Regions from separate parts of the Homo sapiens genome. Here region 2 is linked to region 1. A link is an interaction called in ENCODE POLR2A ChIA-PET data of the cell type or tissue named here. Cell type or tissue: OCI-LY7. All regions are shown on one strand. Each heading gives the region's core, and the rest is flanking DNA. Links, peaks and the distances in the headings are about the cores only. Region 1 overlaps MAPK13 (mitogen-activated protein kinase 13). Region 2 has its middle 7.7 kb from the start of SRPK1.

Evidence for each region. Peaks named below come from ENCODE experiments on the same cell type or tissue, not always from the same donor. Only the 100,000 strongest peaks of a DNase experiment are listed, where the experiment ranks them.
Region 2: POLR2A ChIA-PET joins it to region 1 with 5 read pairs; 3 of 35 experiments call an interaction of 5 or more read pairs at or near these places.

The regions. Positions count from the first base shown.
Region 1 is chr6:36,132,972-36,138,345 of GRCh38, reverse strand. It overlaps MAPK13 (mitogen-activated protein kinase 13), which reads right to left. Exons shown (of 12, transcript NM_002754.5): 4 at 2,485-2,593; 5 at 2,298-2,327; 6 at 1,815-1,862; 7 at 1,576-1,690; 8 at 1,396-1,467. Among named protein-coding and RNA genes, the nearest start is that of MAPK13, 5.1 kb to the right of the region's middle. In OCI-LY7, for the core only: no CTCF peak of the experiment used is centred there; a DNase peak (open chromatin) is centred at 2,105.
Region 2 is chr6:35,926,156-35,931,529 of GRCh38, reverse strand. No RefSeq gene overlaps it. Among named protein-coding and RNA genes, the nearest start is that of SRPK1, 7.7 kb to the right of the region's middle. RefSeq lists an enhancer at 1-168. In OCI-LY7, for the core only: no CTCF peak of the experiment used is centred there; no DNase peak of the experiment used is centred there.

The DNA of each region.
Region 1 (5,374 bases), core at 177-5,176:
TTAGCCTTGCTCTCCTGGTGGGTCTGAGACTGCCCTTCCTGCGACCCCACCATCACTTCACCCGGGCACCATGGCAACTGATCATCCAGGCTCCAGCCCTGCCTAACCACCTCCTGCTCTCAGGAGGAGGCTTATTCTTCAGGGCTCAGGGCTCTGGAGAGCTTTCCAACGTGCCAGGCTGAGGGGGGTCCCTACCCAACAAATGGATGTGGACTTCTCAGCCTTCATCCCAGTGACTCTTTTCTGTTTCCTCGTCTTCTCACCAAAGGCCTGCCCTGCACACACAGGTACTCAGTTAATGTGTGCCGTGCCAAAATGTATTTTCCACGTAGTGGTAGAATTTTTCATCATTTTGCTTATCTACATTTTTTTTTTTTTTTTTTTTTTGAGACAGGGTCTCACTCTGTCACTCAGGCTGGAGTGCAGTGGCACAGTCTTGGCTCACTGCAACCTCCACCTCCTGGGTTCAAGCGATTTTCCTGCCTCAGCCTCCCGAGTAGCTGGGATTACAGGCGTGAACCACACCCGGCTAATTTTTGTATTTTTTGGTAGAGATGGGGTTTGACCACGTTGGCCAGGCTGGTCTCGAACTCCTAATCTCAGGTGATCCGCCTGCCATGGCCTCCCAAAGTGCTGGGATTATAGGTGTGAGCCACCATGCCCACCCAACATTTTGTTTTTTTTTTTTTTTTTTTTGAGTTAGGGTCTCCCTCTGTCACCCAGGCTGGAGTACAGTGGCACAATCATAGCTCACTGCAGCCTCAACCTCCCAGGCTCAACCCTCCCACCTCAGCCTCTCAAGTAGCTGGGATTTTTCTTTTTCTTTTTTTTGAGACAGAGTCTTGCTCTGTCACCCAGGCTGGAGTGCAGTGGCGCGATCTCAGCTCACTGCAAGCTCCACCTCCTGGGTTCACGCCATTCTCCTGCCTCAGCCTCCTGAGTAGCTGGGACTACAGGCGCCTGCCACCACGCCTGGCTAATTTTTTGTATTTTTAGTAGATACGGGGTTTCCCCTTGTTAGCCAGGATGGTCTCGATCTCCTGACCTCATGATCTGCCCGCCTCAGCCTCCCAGAGTGCTGGGATTACAGACATGAGCCACTGCGCCAGGCCCATGTCTGGCTAATTTAAAAAACTTTTTTAGAGATGGGGTCTCCCTATGTTGCCACATCTGGTCTCAAACTCCTGGGCTCAAAGGATCCTTCCACCTCAGCCTCCCAAAGTGCTGGGATTACAGGCATGAACCACTGCGTCCAGCCTTATCTGCATTTACAAATTATTCTACAGGGAGTATGTATCACTCTCACATTAAGAAAAAAAAGACAGTTATTTAAATAAAGTGTCTGTTGAAGGAAGGAATCCCTAGATGGAGTTTGGCTTTTCCAGCAAAGGATACAATCTTTCCCCTTGAACAGAGTTTTCCCTGTCAGCATCTCTGCCATGATACAGCCCACAGACCAGATGTCCACTGCAGAGGGAGGGAGAGTGTCACCTGGACTGTCTGGGGCCCAGCAGTCAGTCAGCACCGAGTGACCAGATGGCCCCAGGACCGCCCTCTCAGGCATTGACCACTGACCTGTCTGGTTGTAGTGCATCCAGCTGAGGATCACCTCGGGGGCTCGGTACCAGCGGGTCACCACGTAGCCAGTCATCTCGGCGTCTGCATGTCGCGCCAGCCCAAAATCCAGAATCTATGGCACAGGGGATAAATAGAAAAGGAACTTGCTGAGGGGAGGAGGCTCTGGGAGCGGCTTCCAGGGGCTTCCCTGGGGGAGGGCCTATCCCGCCTCTGGGCTGAGCCTGCAGCCCACTCACCTTCAGTTCACAGTCCTCATTCACAGCCAGGTTGCCTGGCTTCAGGTCCTGGGGGGAGGACAGAGAATGCATGCTAGGCTGAGGCAGAGATGGAGCTTGTCCTAGCTCCACCACCACCCAGGGGTGTGACCTCAGCCAGGCCCCTTCCCCTTCTGGGCCTCAGTTTCTTCATGTGTAAAATGAGGGTTGGACTAGGTGTTCTCTCAGGGCCCACCCAGCTCTAAAATGTTCCTGATTCTTGAAGCCTGAAACACTCAGCTCAGGGCTCACTTTGTCTGCAGCAATTCCCCATGAAGTCCCCTGGGACACAGTGACTCTTTTGAGCAGGCCTTCCTGGGCCGTGGCTGGGTGTGAAAACTCCACATTCTGTGCTCCTGGGCAGTGTCCCCTCCCTCCAACTTTCCCACTCCTTGATTGCCAGAGAACCCCATACCCAGGGATGGGACAGGGGCCTCTGAGGACCATGGCAGAGAAAGCACTCACCCTGTGCACGACCCCAGCAGAGTGGATGTACTATGTGGGAGAGAGAGAAGGGTGAGTCCATGGCCCAGCTTCCACACCAGGCACTTCAGGCTGGCCGACCTGTAACAGTGCGCTCCCTCCAGCCTCCCCAAACCTCAGGTCTAGACAGCAAGGCGTCCCCTCTGCCAGCCTCCAAGTCCCCACCCACCTTAAGGCCTTTGAGCATCTGATACACCAGGTACTGGATCTTCTCCTCACTGAACTCCATCCCCATGATCTTCTGCAGATCCGTCTGCATGAAGGGCATCACCAGGTAGCTGGAAGGCATGAGGGGTTCTTGGAACAGTGCCGGGTCCCACCCAGCCCCAGGTCAGAGCTCAGAGGAGGGACCTCAGGGCAGAACAGGGGTCATAGAGACACCCTCCAGTGTGCAAAAACTCAACTCCACCTCAGCCAGCCAGATCACCACACGGGCCTCTGGGCTCCTGGCTCCCAGTCTCCCTGTGGCGGGCCGCCCAGCTGGCAGAGCTCGGAGTAAGCGCTGCAGTTGGAGCGCGCTCAGGAAAGCCACATGGAACTGTGTTCCCGCTCTTCAAAGGTACTCTCTCCTTGCCCTCCTCCACACCCCAGGGAAAGCCACAGCTAGGAGTTAGAAACATCTGCCAGTATTTCCTTCGGCTTCTGTCCAAATATTTGATCCCTCAGAGGGTCATGCCCAGCTGAGATGGCTCCACAAACAAACAATATGTCTACCTTTCCAAGAAGGAAACAATACAACAGTTTCCAGGAGGGTGGAAGAGGGAGATGGGGAGGCTCCTGCAGCCTCTTAGGGGATTGCACAACAGGATAAGGCCAGCAAAATGTAACTGTTACAGTAAAAGCAAAGACCAGGACAAAGACAAAAAATAATAAAAATTATAAAATAGGCCAGGGGCATACCTCCAATCCCAGTGCTTTGGGAGATGGAGGCTGGACGATCGCTTGAGGCGAAGAGTTTAAGACCAGCCTGAGCAACATAGGGACCCATCTTTCTTTCTTCCTTTCTTTTTTTCTTTGAGATGGAGTCTTGCTCTGTCGCCCAGGCTAGAGTGCAGTGGCGTGATCTTGGCTCACTGCAACCTCCACCTCCCAGGTTCAAGCGATTTTCCTGCCTCAGCTTCCCTGAGTAGCTACAACTACAGGTGCACGCCAGAACGCCCAGCTAATTTTTGTATTCTTAGTAGAGACGGGGTTTTGCCATGTTGGCCAGGCTGGTCTCGAACTCCTGACCTCAGGTGATCTGCCTGCCTCGGCTTCCCAAAGTGCTGGGATTACAGGCGTGAGCCACCATGCCCGGCCTGGACCCCACCTTTCAGAAAAAAAAAAAAAAATTAGCCAGGTGTGGTGGCATGCACCTTTAGTCTTAGCTACTCAAGAGGCTGAGGTGGGAGGATCACTTGAGGCCGGGAATTCGAGATCAGGATGAGTAACATAGTGAGACCCCATATCTATAAAAATTAAAACAAAACAAAAAGCTGGACATGGTGGCATGCATCTGTAGTCCCACCTACTTGGGGGGCTGAGGCGGGAGGATGGCTTGAGCCTAGGAGTTGGAGGCTGCAGTGAACTGTGTTTGTGCCACTGCACTCCAGTCTGGGCAACCCAGCCCTATCTCTAGAATATAATAAATTTAAAACTTTTTTAAAATGAATGTTACCTTAAACAATTATGTAATAGGTTGTGTTTTTTGTTGTTGTTGTTGTTGTTGTTTTTGAAAGGACATGCTGGAGGCATCTCCAGGAGACTCTGGATTTTGGCAGCCCTCTCCTGCCGGACCACACACCTCCCTTGGGGGCCTCTCCATGCCCAGTCCCCTCCTGTGTCTTTCCCCTCCACTCGGGCACTGGTTCTTTCATCTTGGCAACATGCTTCCTGAAGCCTCTCTGTGCTAGAACCACATTCCCTTGACTTTGCTTCTTCAACTGACCACCCCTTCTCCCTCTCTCACCACCAAACTTCTAGAAAGGGCGGTCCACACTCCTGGATCCCACTGCCTTACCTCCCAGTCCTGAGTTAACCTGGTTTCTGCTTCCCTCCTACTGCCAGACTGCTCAGCTCAAGGTCACCAGTGAACACCCGACAAACACACCATGACTCCCTTTTCTTCTGATCTAACCTTTCACCAAGTCTGAAACTCCCTCTCAATTCTTTGCTGACTCTCCTCTGCCTCCTATCAGGCCCTCTCAGCTTCTTCCATCTGCTCATCCTCTTGGATCTTCTCTTTCATGTTGATATCTGAATCAATACTATCTTACCACATTCTACAATTATCTGTTCCCGGGTGTCAGCTATAACCCATCGGTGATTATTCCAGCACAAATCCACATCCCTAGCCCAGACCTTCGTCTCCTGAGGTTCATATTTATTTGCAACTGTGATTAAACATTGGAATGTTCACAGTTTCTTTAAAAGTAAAGTGTCCAAAATGGAGTTCGTTATCTTTCCCCCAAGATCTGTTCTTCCTCTACCGTGTATTTCAAGCAGGAACCTGCCCATTCCTCCACCTCTGCCACCTCACTCAGCTACTGCACCCCAACAGATGGAACATTGTGTCGGCCCTGCCTCCCAAATGGGGCCTCAAGTCTGCTCTTGGCATCCCATCACCTCTGCTTTAGATCCCTACTTTAGATCACTAACACTGACCTCCAGGCTCTCCCCCTCTGCCTCCGAGCTGCTTCCTACTCCTTTCTTGCTGCTGCCAGTGTGCATCCCCCAAATCCCATCTGAACATATCACCTCCCGGCTCAAAGTCCCCAGGTCTTGAGGCTGCCTGTAGGGTCAGTCCAGATTCAGCTTGACCAAGCCAGCTGCTGGCCTCCACGTGCCACACTGACTTCTCCATCTTGTCCAAATAGTCCAGTCTCATTCAGACACTGCACAGGCAAAGCTATACATTTTGCAGCTAAATATTCTGGTTTTCTGCCATTCTGTCAAACACCCCCATCAGCCAGAGGCAGCCAAGGCTTCTTAATCCTTGCTTCATGCTAGAAAGAGCTCCAAGGTCCAGACTCACATCTGTGTCCCCAGGAAAGGTGAGTTGGTGCTAACCCTGTGAGGAC
Region 2 (5,374 bases), core at 219-5,218, 210 kb after region 1:
GCTGGTCCCGAGACCTGCCCCGCAGGAAGACAGCTAAGGCATGGTGAGAAATCGAGCACAGCGCCGGCGGGCTGGCACTGCTGGGGGAACCAGTACACCCTCCGAAGCCGCTGGCCTGGGTGCTAAGCCCCTCCTCATTGTCCGGGGCCAGCAGGGCCGGCTGGCTGCTCCGAGTGCAGGGCCCGCCAAGCCCACGCCCACCTGGAACTCCAGCTGGCCCGAAAGCGCCGCGTGCAGCCCCGGTTCCCCCTCGCTCCTCTCCCTCCACACCTCCCTGCAAGCTGAGGGAGCCGGCTCCGGTCTTGGCCGGCCCACAAAGGGGCTCCCGCAGTGCAGCGGTGGGCTGAAGGGCTTCTCAAGTGCCGCCAAAATGGGAGCCCAGGCAGAGGAAGCGCCGAGAGCAAGCGAGGGCTGTGAGGACTGCCAGCACGCTGTCACCTCTCAAAAGCATACAGCCAGAAACAGGTAGTTTTTACATTCTTTCATAACATTCCACATACATTCATCAAGCATCAAGTAGGTAGGGTATCCAACAGCTTTCTATGTCCTGGAGATACAGCAGTGAACAAAAATCAAACATCTCAGCCTTTATGGAGCTATCATTCCAAGGTGTGGTGGAGCAGACAAAAGTAGCAAGCAAACAAACAACCAAAAACAAACGCCTCTCTCCCTCCCCCAGTGAATCTCAGGTGCATTGCCAGTGGGTGTATAAATCTCCCAGGGGTCCACTCGAAGGAATATACTGAAATACTGGTGTCTGGATTAAAAAAGTAAGGAACTTTAATGACCAAGTAACACATCTTTTTGTAAGTTAGGTAGCTTCCAATTATTTGTTTCCAACAAAATTGAATAAGGACCTCCTGGAATTGTCAGCTGATGGGTCATTAAAATGAGTTTGGACTATGATTGTTGTGTGATTTTTGGCACATTATTTGGAAACAGTTCCAAAAGAACTGAATGCTATTGCTATAGCAAACCCCTTTTCATTCCCATCTACTTGTTTTATGTAAGTTTTCTTAATAAAAAAAAAAAAGGAATAGAATGATGCAGGACTCATTGAGAAAAATCACATACCATCACACTGAAATGCATTTGCAATAAAATTTCATTTATTGAAAAATGATGCTATATGTTACTTTGATTAATCATGCAATAATAATACTTGTAATAATAGGTAAGGAACTTTTCGAAGGATTATGGTCCGAGGAAATGTTTTTACAAATTAAATTTCCACATAAATGCACATTTGTGTGGCAGAGAAGTATGAAAGGATGATCGATAAAAGACTTTCAAGCATAAAATTAGCAGAGGATAAACTTCTGTGAGAACAAAATGGAATAGAAAGACAAGTTCAAGGAGAAAAACGAGTAATGTAGAATTTATTATAGTACCAAGAGTGCTTTTGCTTTATATATCTCTCTATATAAATGGATGATGGTACATAACAAATTGCTATATATATTTAAATTCCATTGGATGACATTCAAAACTGTGATATAACAGCTTTATTTTAAAATTTCAAATTCCCTTCCAATCTGTATGCCTTTTATTTAATTTTCTTGCCTATTGTTTCTGGCTAGAACCTCCAGCACAGTACTGAACAGGAATGGCGAGAGTGGACATCCTCCTCTGGTTCCTGATCTTAGGGGGAGGGCATTCAGCCTTTCATCATTAAATATGATGTTAGCTGTGGGTGTTTCATAGATGACCTTGATCAGGTTGAGAAAATTCCTTTCCATTCCTGGTTTGTTGAGTGTTTTGCCTAGGGCTAGTTTTTAAGATTATTTTAGTGGGTAAGGGAGCATAATGCTTGAAAGTTCAAGTTCCTTAGATGTGCTATCCCTGCTATTTGTTACCCCAGCACCAAACACAGTACCTGCCTAAAAAAGAAGGGGGCCCATAAATATTTGTGGGCAAGCTATCTCTCACCACTCCCCGCTTGCATTATATGTGTGTGTGTGTGTGTGTATATATATATACATGTTTTGTTTGTTTTGAGAGAGGGTCTCACTCTATCGCCCAAGCTGAAGTACAGTGGCATAATTATGGGTCACTGCAACAACCTCCTGGGCTCAAGCAATCCTCCTGCCTCAGCCTCCCAAGTAGCTGGGCCCCCAGGTGCCTGCCAGTATGCACAGCTATTTAAATTTTTTTTTTTTTTTTTTTTTTTTTGTAGAGACAAGGTCTCAGTTTGTTGCGCAGGCTGGTCCTGAACTCCTGACCTCAAGCAATCCTCCCGTCTCAGCCTCCCAAAGTGCTGGGATTACAGGCATGAGCCACTGTGCCTGGCCCCCTTACATTTTATACCTCTGTGATACCATGCTGTTTTCTCTGACTGGAGTTTTCTTTCCTCCCTTTTGTGTGCAGCTGATACCTACTCATGCTTTCCAACTCTGTCCAGGTGTCACTCATCCAAGAGATGCCTCTTTCCTTGCCTCTCTATAAATCCTGAGCTGACGGGGCCTCTTTTCTTGTGCTTCCAGGGTAGCTTCTGCATCTACCATTGTACATTGTATTTAATTACTTACTTATCTATCCATCCCCCACTACACTGGGTAGGTAATATAGTGTGTGGCTGAGAGTATGAATTCCAGAGTCTGACTTCCCAGATTCAAAACCTTGCCTCTTATTACCTTGCATGATCTTGGTTGTGCCTTAGTTTTTTCCTGTCAGAGATTAAAAGAATAGTACCTATCTTGTAGGGTTTCAGGGTTGTGGGACAACAGTGACTAGTAAATAGTAATTTTGTTGTTGTTGTTTGTTTGAGACGGAGTCTCGCTCTGTCACCCAGGTTCGAGTGCAGTGGCATGACCTCAGCTCACTGCAACCTCCGCCTCCCGGGTTCTAGCGATTCTCCTGCCTCAGCCTCCTGTATAGCTGGGATTACAGGTGGGCGCCACCATGCCTGGCTAATTTTTGTTTTTTTAGTAGAGACGGGGTTTCACCATGTTAGTCAGGCTGGTCTCCAACTCCTGACCTCGTGATCTGCTCACCTCGGCCTCCCAAAGTGTTGGGATTACAGGCATGAGCCATCGCACCCAGCCAGTAATTGTTATATAAGAGTTAGCTATTAAATCCTACAGAGCAAGGCCTATTTTTTTCCTTCTTTGCTTCTCACAGCCTAAGGGCTGAAGTGTAAATGTCTGTCATGAGGGTAAGTATGGTGGAAAGTATTTGAAAGAAGGAAACAAAAAAATGGATTTAACATTGCATAGCCAGTAGAAATCAGATCTCAAATGTGTAAGCCATGTTGTCCATTTCTATGTATTTCCTAAATTGACTTCAGTGTGCCCCCAAGCCTGCCATGATGGAGAAGTTAAATCACAGTCCTTATAGAGCTTGTCTCTCAAGGGTCACGTAAGAGTCTGGGAGGTTTACACACTGCTCAGGAAACAGTAAAGACTTTTGATCTTGATGGATTCTCGCTCTGTCACCCAGGCTGGAGTTCAGTGGTATGACATCTGCTCCCTGAAACCTCTGTCTCCCAGGTTCAAGCAGTTCTCCTGCCTTAGCCTCCCAAGTAGCTTGGATTACAGACATGAGCCACCATGCCCGGCTAATTTTTGTATTTTTAGTAGAGAGAGGGTTTTGCCATGTTGGCCAGGCTGGTCTCAAACTCCTGACCTCAGGTGATCTGCCCGCCTTGGCCTTCCAAAGTGCTGGGATTACAGGCATGAGCCACCGTGCCTAGTCAGACTTTTGATCTTAAGTTCATTATTTTTATTGTCTAAGTCTGCATGACCCCTGGAACATGCTAAGTATAGCAGAGCATCTTTGTCTGGCTTGGGAGCCTCTTAGGGGCCCCCAATCTTATATTTATAATTTACCTTAAAATACTTTGGCATCTATCCTTGGAATCAAGGCAAGGAAAGCATATTCTAGGTAAGGATATTTAAGAAAGCTCTTCTGGGACTTCTAGAACCTTAGATAGGATCCAGCATGTTTCTGTTTTGGCAACTCACATAGAGGGGATGTGCGGTAAGACTTTCTTACATTCCCCTCGTCTTGGACTCCCAGATTGCTTTTTTTTTAAATTGGCATTTTAAAGAAATAAATCTACTTCTTAAAAAAAATACCTGGGGGCCGGGCACCGTGGCTCATGCCTGTAATCCCAGCACTTTGGGAGGCCAAGGTGGGTGGATCACGAGGTCAGGAGATCCTGGCTAACACAGTGAAACCCCGTCTTTACTAAAAATACAAAAAATTAGCCGGGCGTCGTGGTGGGCGCCTGTAGTCCCAGCTACTCGGGAGGCTGAGGCAGGAGAATGGCATGAACCCGGGAGGCGGAGCTTGCAGTGAGTCAAGATTGTGCCACTGCACTCCAGCCTAGGTGACAGAGCAAGACTCCATCTCAAAAAAAAAAAAAAAATACTTGGGCATATTAAATCTTTTGGGAAAGACAGGATGACATTTGTAGGCACCAGTTATTTACACACCTAGGTGCAGCTTGTGTTTTAATCAGCAATTTCCATTCCAAGAGTGGTTAGTAAATATTCTACTCAGAAAGTGACTACAACAAAGTAATTCAGAGTCATTGACTGCCATAAATTTTGACAATGACAGCCCTTTTCTAAAATCCATTACACAAATTAACAAGCAACTCTTTTCACCAGTGAAAACCCATTTCTGATAACTCCTGTGATGTGAATCAGGTTTGGAACAGCATAACAAACATAAGGGAGACTCCATCTCTAGTTGCCTGATCCCGACTGTGAGGGTGAGAGTCCTGACTCTGGGATATTGTTGTCCCTGCCGTGAGTAAACCTTTCATTCATGCTGTGGCCAGAGCACCTAAAAGGACAGAGAGCTGGGACCTCAAAGAACTTACAGGACAGGTTATAGGACCTGTTTTGTGCCTGCCTGCTAATGGGTGTGCAACAAACCTACATGTGGCAGATTTTAGTCTGAAACTTTTCTTTATGTCCTGGGAGTAGGCCTGCCAGGGAGGCAAACCCTCACCATGTCAAGCTTCTCTGGCAGGCATCACTCCCAACCAAAAAAAGCTAAGAGTTGGGCATGATCAGCTAAGGTCAGTTTGCAACACCTTGCTCCCACCCAGAACACTTCCAGGGAGCAGAGCAAGGGCCCTACCTGCTCAGGAATCACCAATCTCTAACCTCCTCATTCTTAGAGAATCCCCTTCCCCTCCTAGCTACTGCCTTTATTCCCACCCCAACAAGCCAAGGCCTTTATTCTTTCATCTTCTCCACCTACGCCCCCGGATCTTTCACCCCAGCACAATTTCTTTGTGAAACTTAAGCTTTTATAGAATGAAGCCAGAAATGGGGTCATCTCCAGGTGGCATTGGTTCTCCAGGGGTCAGGGTGCCCAAGAGGCAGATTTACCTGCTTGGAAAATGCCAGCTGCTTTGGGT